Regions from separate parts of the Homo sapiens genome. Here region 2 is linked to region 1. A link is an interaction called in ENCODE POLR2A ChIA-PET data of the cell type or tissue named here. Cell type or tissue: MCF 10A. All regions are shown on one strand. Links, peaks and the distances in the headings refer to the core of each region. The heading gives the core; the rest is flanking DNA.

What was found. ChIA-PET counts read pairs that join two places held together with the same protein. Peaks named below come from ENCODE experiments on the same cell type or tissue, not always from the same donor. Only the 100,000 strongest peaks of a DNase experiment are listed, where the experiment ranks them.
Region 2: POLR2A ChIA-PET joins it to region 1 with 6 read pairs; 2 of 35 experiments call an interaction of 5 or more read pairs at or near these places.

What each region holds. Positions count from the first base shown.
Region 1 is chr14:90,921,949-90,927,333 of GRCh38, reverse strand. It overlaps RPS6KA5 (ribosomal protein S6 kinase A5), which reads left to right. Exons shown (of 17, transcript NM_004755.4): 6 at 4,138-4,221. Among named protein-coding and RNA genes, the nearest start is that of LINC02321, 96 kb to the right of the region's middle. In MCF 10A, for the core only: no CTCF peak of the experiment used is centred there; a DNase peak (open chromatin) is centred at 2,573.
Region 2 is chr14:91,035,603-91,040,987 of GRCh38, reverse strand. All of the region lies in intron 1 of RPS6KA5 (ribosomal protein S6 kinase A5), which reads left to right. Among named protein-coding and RNA genes, the nearest start is that of RPS6KA5, 22 kb to the left of the region's middle. In MCF 10A, for the core only: no CTCF peak of the experiment used is centred there; a DNase peak (open chromatin) is centred at 2,377.

The sequences.
Region 1 (5,385 bases), core at 214-5,213:
TTGTGTTTCTCTTTGCTTCTGTTTTCCCTTTTTCCTGTCTTCTATTTAAATGATTAAGATCTTTTGATTTCATGTCCGCCTAATGGTCTGGAAGTCATGTATATTCTATTTCTGTTCTTTTAGTAGTTATTACCCTGATTTTATTTACTTATCTATTTTTATACACAAGGCATTTCTGTAATATTACCCTGATTTTAGACTTGTGCTCTGACTTAACAGAGTCTGAAATTATCCATTATCTCTCAAACGATCATGACCACTACAAGAACGTTAGAATGCTTCAACTTCAGTTATTTATCTAATTTTTATATTATTTAGTATTTTAGTCCTACCTGCTAAATTTCCACAAATCAATCATTACTGTGCAGTTATTACTTTTATTTTATAAATTCAGTGCTTGTTTATATTTACTTACACATTTGTTTTCTCTGCTTATTCTTGCTTCTTGCATCTGAGTTTTTTCTTTCAAGTTCAATTTATTAATTTATGAAATACATACGTTAGATTTCTTTTTAGCAAGGTTCAATGATTAATAAATTCTGTCTTTGTCTTAAAATGCTTTATTTTGCCCTGCATATTAACTGATAACTTAGCTGCTGGGTATAAATAGATCTAGGAATGGACCTGTGAGATATGTACACACACACACACACACACACACACACACACTTAAATATATATATATATACACATACATATATATGTCTCTCTTTTTATTGTAAAGTAAAACAGATTCAAAAACAAAATAAATGTATGGCTCAGTGAATTATTATAAGACAGCACCCTTGTAACCACCACTCAAGTGAAGAAATAGAATGTGGCCAATCAGGAATATATTTTTATTTAATCTGCTTAGGACTTTTGCAATATTCTGGATAATTTTCTCAAATTTACTAAGTCTTTAGTAAATTTTACTAAGTCTTTTTTTTTGTTTTTTTTTTTTGAGACAGAGTCTCACTCTGTGGCCCAGGTTGGAGTTGAATGGTGCGATCTCTGCTCACTGCAACCTCCACCTCCCAGGTTCAAGCAGTTCTCCTGCCTCAGCCTCCTGAATAGCTGGGACTACAGGCACGTGCCACCATGCATTTTTAGTAGAGACAGGATTTGAGCTATGTTGGCCAGGCTGTTCTCGAACTCCTGACCTCAAGTGATCCGCTCACCTTAGCCTCCCAGAGTGCTGGGATTACAGGTGTGAGCCACCATGCCCAGCAATTTTACTAAGTCTTGAGAAGATTATCCAGAATGTTGCAAAAGTATCCTCTAATTTACTGTCTTTCTTCAGCTGTGTCTAATACGTTTAGTCTGCCTTTTTTATTGCCTCGTTTCTTTATTTGCACAGCTCTATTTGATTCTTTTTCTTCTTTTCTTTTCTTTTTTTTTTTTTTTTTTTTTGAGTCAGGGTCTCACTCTATCACCGAGGCTGGAGTGCAGTGGTGCGATCATGGCTCACTGCAGCCTCGATCTCCTGCTCTCAGGTGATTCCTCTTGGCTCAGTCTCCCAAGTAGCTGGGACTACAGGCATGCGCCACTATGCCCTGCTAGGTTTTTTTTTTTTTTAATTTTTTTGTAGAGACAGGGTTTCACCATCTTGCCCAGGCTGTCTTATTTTATGTCTTTTATCTTTTACAACATGCTGGTCATTTACAGATTATTTTTCTACTGTTTCAAGTAATCCTTCAGTTTGTTGTGTCTGTGGAGTCTAGTTCACTTATTTAGTAATATCAAGACATCAGCGCTTTATAGGAATTCTGGGCAGGCTAAGTTGTGAGAATATCTCTGGTTCTATCATGTGTCCCAGGGTGTCACCATGTTTGGCCAGATTTTCCTACTTCCCCACACCGTGCAGAAGAGTAAATTCAGATCTCAAATCTAAGAAGCATAAGCCTAGGCATTTAAGCTCATAGGAGGAACTTTGTTCAGCTAGGGCCTAGACAGAAACGAATGAGTGCTAGCAGATGAATTTATTTTTCTGTAGTTTGTTTTCACTGAGGTTTAGCTTTCTTTGGTTTCAAGGTTTATATAAGAGTGGTAATTCTAGCCCATCTCATTTGAGCTGACAGCCTCATCGTTTATCCTCACAGGGTATTAAAACTCAAGTTTCTGGATTGCTGAGACCTGTAACAACTCACCTTTCCACCGTTTGTGCAGCCACAGCACTAGGTCATATGCCTACCTCTCTGGTTTTCTGTACTCACTTCCTGGCTGGCACCCAGGAATTCTCCTTTCTTTCTTGTGAGCCCGGTCTTTGGCGATTACCAGTGGAATATGTAATCCTTTTTAAAAATCAGTCAAACATTTCTAGATATTTGTGTGGAGATTTGCCAGCATTAAGAGTCTTTCTAAATATGGGATGAGAAAAAAACCTGTTTTCATTGATGATTTTACACCAGAATTTATCTGTCACAGGCAGATATGATTAGGACAAAACATTGGCAAATAAAAGCTAGGAATTATTTCATCAGAGTCTTTATTGAGAAATACTTAAGTCTGGCATTTGAGTTACTATTGGGATTCCTCCCTAGAAGGAAACCAGCTTTATATCCAGTGTTATCTGATCCTTTTCTCTAAGGAGCAATGAAGCCTCCTTGATTGGCTAATCACTTAAAACACATGAGTATTCCATATTATCTGCTAGTATGTTGTACACATCCCACTCCTGCTGTTTTTGTTCATAATCAAGTAAATTTTCATTCACATTTTTTTTAACTGTGATAACTAAAGTTGCTTATAGTATGGGCATAAATGTCAAATAGGTTGTCTCCTTGAGAAAATTGTTACTTGAGAAAATTATTGTATTTTGAACAAATAATAAACCATAAGCATAGTAGAACTGTTACCTTGAAGTCTTTCCTGCCCCTATCAGAGACTCTGGAATATGTTTTATGGTGCATCCTTCCCCTGTCAAATCTCATCAGTTTGTCTTCTTGGTAGAATTATTTTAAGGCATTATGCATCTTCATAGGCAAATAAATACAAATTCAAAAGTTACAATTGGTGATATTTTTACAAATAGAAGAGAAACTCTTAGGAAGTTTAGGCAGAGACCTAAAAGTTAGAACCCAGAGGGAATAACACAGGAGGAAGCAAATATAGGTTTAGAACTGGGTAAGATGGCAAGGGTTTAAAATAATTGAGAGAATTAAGAGATGTTTGTCTTTATTTACTACTATTCTCAGTGATTGGGACTTCTCAACATTTAAGCTTTAGTTTTTCTATATTCTGGAATTTCTATCAAATAAATAAATATTTATTAATGTATACCCTATCAACTCCTCCCCCAAAGCACCAGATAAGCTAAAATGAACTATAAGAGAGGCCAAAAATTACTTGGAAAAGGTAGAAGAAAAATCTTTTAAGCACTTAACTTGGGGTGGTTGTGAGCTTCCTCTAAGTTGAGATAATAAATGAGCTACGTAATTGCATAATTGATTATCTAAAAAATAATTTTTAGGTTAACTTTCAGGCATGATATATTAGCCCTTTTGAATTTTTAAAATTCTATAAAAAGGAAACATCTATCTTTAAGAAATAATCTTTTTTTAAAGACAGTTTTGTTTACCATCGTTAAACATAACATTAGCGTTGTCAAACCTACACAAGATGGTAAGGTAGAAAAAAAAATTTTTATTCTTTTTTATCTTTGGGTTTATTATTCCCCCTCTTAGAATTTGGTCTTTCCTACCCCTTCAAGTTACCCAGTGTTTTCTCAATCTTGCCTAATAAAGTCATTCATACTAATGTGTTAGACAGTTCATGTTGCCTTACTAGGACTATTTGCATTCTTCAAAAAAAGGGTTAAATCAGCAACTGAAATATACATGCATGCAAAAAGTGAACAAGAATAAATGAATGGATTCATGGAAAGGATGGATGGATGGATGGATGGATGGATGGATGGATGGATGATGGTACCATTTCATGCATGAGAAGTCTTTCTGATGGGATGGGATGACATATACCCAGGACTCATATTATGTAGACAGTGGTCTGTTCCAGTGAAGAGTGGGTCTGTCAAGTAGATTCTACCACTACTTTGCCACTATAGTGTATCTCAACCACTAACATGTATTACTTTCTTCTTTTGTCACTTGTCATACTAGCTTGAAATCAAATCCCTTTTTTGTTTGTTTGTTCAAGACTGAAAGAGCATATTCCTTTTGTGGAACTATTGAATACATGGCACCAGATATTGTCAGAGGGGGAGATTCAGGACATGACAAGGTATGTTCTATTTTTGATGCTTCTTTATGTATTTCTATAAAATGTACTATAAGAATCCTAGTTAACAACTTAGGTCATCTCTTCAACAGAGCCGTCTTTCTGGTGTTGATTGTCTTACCTTCCTTTTTTTCTCTTTTGCTTTGTATTCCTGAACACATTATGATATCTAGTATTTTGGAGGAAAAAGATAATACAAAGGTTAGGACATTCTAGATTTCCCTTTTTAAAGATTTTATTGGTGAGAATTGTGTTTTATTTTATAGAGTAACACTCTTGTTAAAGTTGAGACCTCCAAACTAGTCAAATAATTTTTATTTTATTTCTGTTGAGAGAGCCTATTTCTTAGAGTACAAACTATGACTCCATTCTTTTAAAAAATTAAGGGCCTGTAATCCCAGCACTTTGGAAGGCCAAGGTGGATGGATCACCTGAGGTCAGGAGTTCGAGACCAACCTGGCCAACATGGCAAAACCTCATCTCTACTAAAAATATAAAAAATTAGCTGGGCGTGGTGGCGAGCGCCTGTAATTTCAGCTACTCGGAAGGCTGAGGAAGGAGAATGTTTGAACCCGGGAGGCAGAGGTTGCAGTGAGCAGAAATTGTGCCATTGCACTCCAGCCTGGGCAGCAAGAGTGAGACAACGACTCAAAAGAAAATTACTTACTTATTTTTGCATGAGACCCTGGCCTTTTAGGATACAAGTGAACCACAATGCAATACAGAAGGGTCACGGCATGTAAAACTGCACATTGTTCCTGTCTGAGTCGTGATGAATGGTTTTGGACAGTATTTATTGGCATTTTTAATTTCTACTAGAAAAACATTCGGAAACATATAGTCATGTGTATCACCTTTAGTTAATAATTGGCTTTTTAAGCTGTCACTAAGAGGTCAATGAAAAGGGAATCACTGATATTTTCTTATTCCCAGTTTCTGCCTTTAACTTTCCAGAGACACTGGAGACTGTTGATTATCTTCCCAACAGAAATAAATATTTTAACAACCCTTGGTGAAAGAAAAAATCCTGAGTTCTAGATAGTTTAAGTTTGTTTTCCTAAGCCCTCTAAAAAGCTCAATTTTTTTGGCCTCCTCTCTTGCCTTTGTATGTGCAAAATGAAGATTCTAGAAGAAACTTTCTAAGTAATTATGTTATAAAATCTAGGT
Region 2 (5,385 bases), core at 62-5,061, 110 kb before region 1:
CAGCTGTTTCTACTTCTTTATGCCCCATTCACTGGATCTGCTGGAAGATCAAGCTTCCATCTCAAGCACTCCACTGAAACTGCTTTCACTAAAGTTACTAATGTCTCCCTGTTCCTAATCTGGTGGAAATGTCTCAGTTTGAATCTAACCTAATTTCTGTAGAGCACTCAGTGCTTGGATATTGGTACTTTCCTCCCCTTGCCCAGTGACAAACTGTGCTCTTCTACCTGGTTCTTCTCAATCGGTGACTGCCTCATCTCCTTACATTAGCTGCTATCTCTGCTTGTGCCTTAAATATTGGTACTCCATTGTCAGCCCTGTTTTCTTGTAACTGTATGCATTCTTCCTGGGAAAGCAAATGTTATCATTGCTTGAACTAGTATCCAGGCCCTATTTTCAGCCTACATCTCTTTCAGGTTTTCAAGACCCTTTCTTGAGTTTCTTATCACTTCTAGCAGCCCACTAAACACAAAACATTTGGATAGTCCACAGGCACCTTAGACTCTGAGGTTAATAATACTTTTTCTTCCAGCTTTCCATGTTTTATTTTTTAATTTAATTCAATTTAATTTAATTTAAGAGGCGGACTTTCGCTCTTGTTGCCCAGGCTGGAGTGCAGTGGCATGATCTCGGCTCACTGGAACCTCCACCTCTCGGGTTCAAGCGATTCTCCGGCCTCAGCCTCCCAAGTAGCTGGGATTACAGGCATGCGCCACCACACCCACTAATTTTTGTATTTTTAGTAAAGATGGGGTTTCTCCATATTGGTTCTAGGCTGGTCTCAAACTCTCGACCTCAAGTGATCTGCCCGCCTCAGCCTCCCAAAGTGTTGGGATTACAGGCGTGAGCCACCTCACCTGGCCCCATGTTTTATTTAGTGGCATGCCATTCACTATTCTGCCAGGACTCTAGTTAGAAACATCCAGACTTCTTCCTCTCTCTCACATTCTCCCCACCCACCAACTTACTCTCCTAGTTGTGTCAGTTATAACTCTGAAATATTAATACCTCCTTTATTTGTTTCTTGCTCATCATTGCCATTACCATAGTCTAAGTTCAGTGTCTAATCTAATGATAATAGCTATCATTTATTTAGCTTTATGTGTCAGGCCTCTTCCAAGATTTTGCCTATCTTACTTAATTTTCACAGCACACCTATGTGATGGGTACTGTATTTGACACCTGTGGTGCGCAACCTCATCCTTCTATCTGCCTTACTCTGGAGTCAAGCTGTGGCTGTGGGCTGTGACAAACAGTTCTGTTTGGGCTTCAGCTCACTTCAAGGTGATGGCACCTGGTTTTAAGCACATATTGCTGCACATTGTTTACTTTCCGTCCCAGGCTTTTGACTCCTCCAAGGCTTAGTTCTCTGGTGGGAACTGGCTCAGGAAGCATAAATGTGCATCTCAGAAACATAAGGACCTTGATGTCCCACTGGGGCAACCTTCAACTAATGGAGTATGAGAGCTGAAAATAAATGCTTATTTGTATTGATCTGAGAGTAGAAAATTCTGAGGGGCATTCCATATGTTCCTCAAAAGATCCAGATCAGATTGAGTTGGTAATGCATTTTTGTATTGGTTTTTCTTTATTCTCGATTTCACTCTCAATTCCTCCTCACTTCTGATTGGGATTACCTTCCAAATCGCTTTCATGAATCCAGGCTAAGACATTTATTATCTACCATGGTTCTAGAAATTGACAATATCCACTGGGATCTCAGAGTGGATGACTTACTGGTGAGACTGCAACAAGGACCCCATTGCTGGTGGTAGTGGGTACTAATAGCCCCCTGCATGCATCACAGCACAGTTAATAAGACTCTTACCTTCAGGGGATTGGGACTAGAATTGAATGGAAGGTGAAGAGTTGGGTTAATTGATAGCTCTAGGACTTGAATGGTATGGGGATGGTGGAAATCAATAAGGATTTGGAGTTAATGGACCTCTTTTAGCTTTTGAAATCTTGAGGACAAGAGATCAGCCAGTTATCAATGCAGGGTACACTGTGAAAAGAGGGCCTATGGCAGCATTTGGAAAGATCCCCATTGCTTGTGACTATAGGACAGATTATGCCAAAAATCAGGCTGAAGATTTAATCATAAGGGTGAAAGAGCTGTATACCTTCTGTGGTGGGTTTGTACTGTGTCAACTGGGCTAAACTGGAATTATGTTTCCCAGAACTCCCTTCTAGGCTCTAGATTAGCACTGGCCATGAGACATTTTGAGTGAGATTTGGAAGACAGAAGTGAAGCAGCAGCAGCTGGATATATTTTATGGCTAAAGATTGGTGCTGGTACTAGGCACTGTTGTAACTCCCACACATGATTGCTAAGCTGCTGTGTCATATTGTTGGTTTGGAGCAGTAGCCAGGTCTGCGGCTCCTTCAGCTCTTGTTGCATCACTGCCATCAGCTTCTGGCAATTCTGGGCCAGTGTGTACAGCTTTTCTGCAGGTTATCTGAATCATTGAGTTTGGAAGCCTGAAGGTGGTGAGAGACAGACATGGACTCTTGTTTGTCCTCATGGGTTCCAGATTGTCTTTGGGATTCCAGTCTATTCTTACTTTTTTCTATTTTGTATTACTCTTTCCTTTACAACTCCAGATGTGGAAGCAGTCTTATACAGACTCTTTAACCAACTCCCACACCTGTGTGAGGCCAAACTCCTATATAAGTCTCTTATTGTATAATTCATAGTGGTCCTACCTCTCATACACCCTTGACAGGTGTTCAGGGCCAAAGTCTGACCCTAACATGGGAAGAGTAGGACCCTGATGAAATCTCAGAAGGAGACTTCTAAGTGGATGACCTGAGAATCTTGAACTCCTTAATTTTCCTGAGTCCTCTGGATAGGCAGGATCAACACCTTGTTAGAGAGAATAACTTTTCCTTGTTTGGAAACCAGGCAGAGATCACATAGAGATGGATTTCTTACAAGGTGATACTTGTTCTCCTTAAGCTCTGTCCCATCTCTCACCCCTATTTCCTCCAGAACAATAGCTAGACACAATCTCAGCATAGCCTAATCAGGGATGTTTTTCTTATTCTGGGAGTAAATACTCAAGCACGTAATCCCAGGACCTGGCTAATATGTACCAGTAGGAACAGAAGGAACATTTAGGGAGGTGGATCTTGCAGGTCTTGCCTGGAGTGGGCTGGCGGAATAATAAGGATGAATAAGGGAGAATTTATTAACATGGGAACGCTATTCGTAACTCAGGATTTGACATCCTAATAACTTGGTCCTAGGATACACTGGTGGGATGGTTTCTTGAAGCTTGGACATGAGTATGACCTATAGTACATTAGATAAATATGCAAGAACTTCTTTGGCAGAGTATATTGAGATCAGAACTCACAGAGAAGAGAGAGTTTTAGAATGGATTTACTATATGAGACTGGAGAACACACTATCTGACCATACTTCTTAGGAAGGTCCAAAGAAAACACTTCATTCACCAAGGTAATTAAGAATGCACTGGTGAGGGGACACAGGCTGGAGTTGATAGGAGATGCTTCCATGGAGCTATGTTCCCTAGTATCCATAGCAATGATAGGATTTTGGAATGGCATAGGCCAGATGGTGATACCATTAGGGCTAGGGTGGATGTAATTACCATAATGGGCCACAGTGGCATTCAGGGTGTCTTTATCCACAGAGATTTGGGGCAGTGACTAGGATAGGTCATGGGGCAAGAAAGATGACAGCCAACTAGGATGTTAGTTGACTTGTATGATTCAGACCTTCATCTCTGGGGGATCTTCTCTTGCCTTGCTGTTGTTGGGCTGTGGTTGCTTCCAGTGCCTGTTTAGAATTATTCAGCAGGCATGGAAGCAATAAAAAACATTCCACTATATCCCTTGAGTTCAAGATAAGTTCTTTCCTGTCCCCATTAGGTAGTAGTTTCTCCTTGAAGACTCAGTGACCAAAGGCAGGAGGGGATTCAAGCTGTATTCTGTTAGCTCTCTCTTAAGCACCATTTGACGTCATCTTCAAACTCCCTCATGCAAGCTTTGACTCATGTTATCCCAACAGTGTCTTGTCTTGAGCATGCTCACTGTGCATCTTTTCCTTTCTGCTCCAAGGCGTCTCCACTGTCCACCCAGCAGAAGGTACAGGTGAGAGAGCATACAGGCATGTGCAGCCTGGAAGTGCTAGGAAGTTAATGCTCCCCTTGGGCAACCCTGAACTAGAGGGGGCAGGAGCCAGTAGAGAAATTCTTTTCCTTGTCCTTGCACAGACAATTGACAATTCTGAGAGCACTCTAATGGTTCCTTAGGGAATCCTGGCAAAATTGAGCTCCAGTTACCCACAGCAGTGACCTCGATAAAGGTAGCTTTTTATTGGCATATGCTCCTTTCCAGTTTCATGTTCCTTGGTCCTTTACTTCACCTTCCAGCTAAATTATCTGCATGTAAATGTCCTTTTCTGATGTGCTGCTTTGGGGAAGAACCCAGGCTCATACAAGTACATTTGTTATTTGTGTGCATGGATCTGTTTGTCTACCTGCCTTCCTAGCTAATCTGCCTATTCATCCACCCACCCACCCATCCATCCATCCTGTTACAAATAAAGGACTTAGAGTGGTAAAAATACTTGATCAGCACAGCTTTAGTAAATGGTAGAGTTTAGTTCTAAACTGAGTTCAACTGAATCAAAACATACTCTCTTCTTCCTTCATTATACTGTCTTCCGACCTTTGAAGATGAAATCAGTAGGCCTTAGTTAGCTTGTCTTTCCAAGTCCTCAGTGGTCTGGAGCTTCTTAACTGTCCATACAGGTTGGTTATAGTTCACCAGTATACAAGTTGGGCCATGCACATGCCCATCCATTTGTCAATAAATTCTTTTCCTTTTCCTGTGCTTCACTGTGGGGAGTTGCACCCCCCACAGTCTATTTTGAAAATGTCTGTGTACTCTTTTCTGTTTCTTTTTTGAGTCCTGTCAACTCATTTCGTTTCTTTCTTTTTTGTTTGTTTGCTCATTTCTGTTCTTAGTTTTTGTATTTCTGCTTCAGGATTTTTTTTTTTTCATACCCTAAGTGCTTGCTTGAAGATACCTAATTCAGTTTGGAGTGTTGTATTACCATATTCTTCAGCTTTGGGGTTTTTTTTTTTTTTTTTTTTTTTTTTTTTTTTTTGAAGGTGAGGGTTTCATCAGCTGAAATGCTTTGATTAGCATCTTCTGATTTTCTTTTTAAACAGTTTTCTGTGTCTCTGTTTGGCTTTTTTGGGTATATCTCTTCATTTTCTACTTAAAACATTCCATAGCCCCCTCCTGTGCAGTAGCTTTTATAGATGATGTTGGGGGAGGAGATGGGTTTGGTATATCTTGTTTCTCCTTCATTTCTGTTGGATCCTTTCTGTTTTTCCTCTTGTTTCTTTC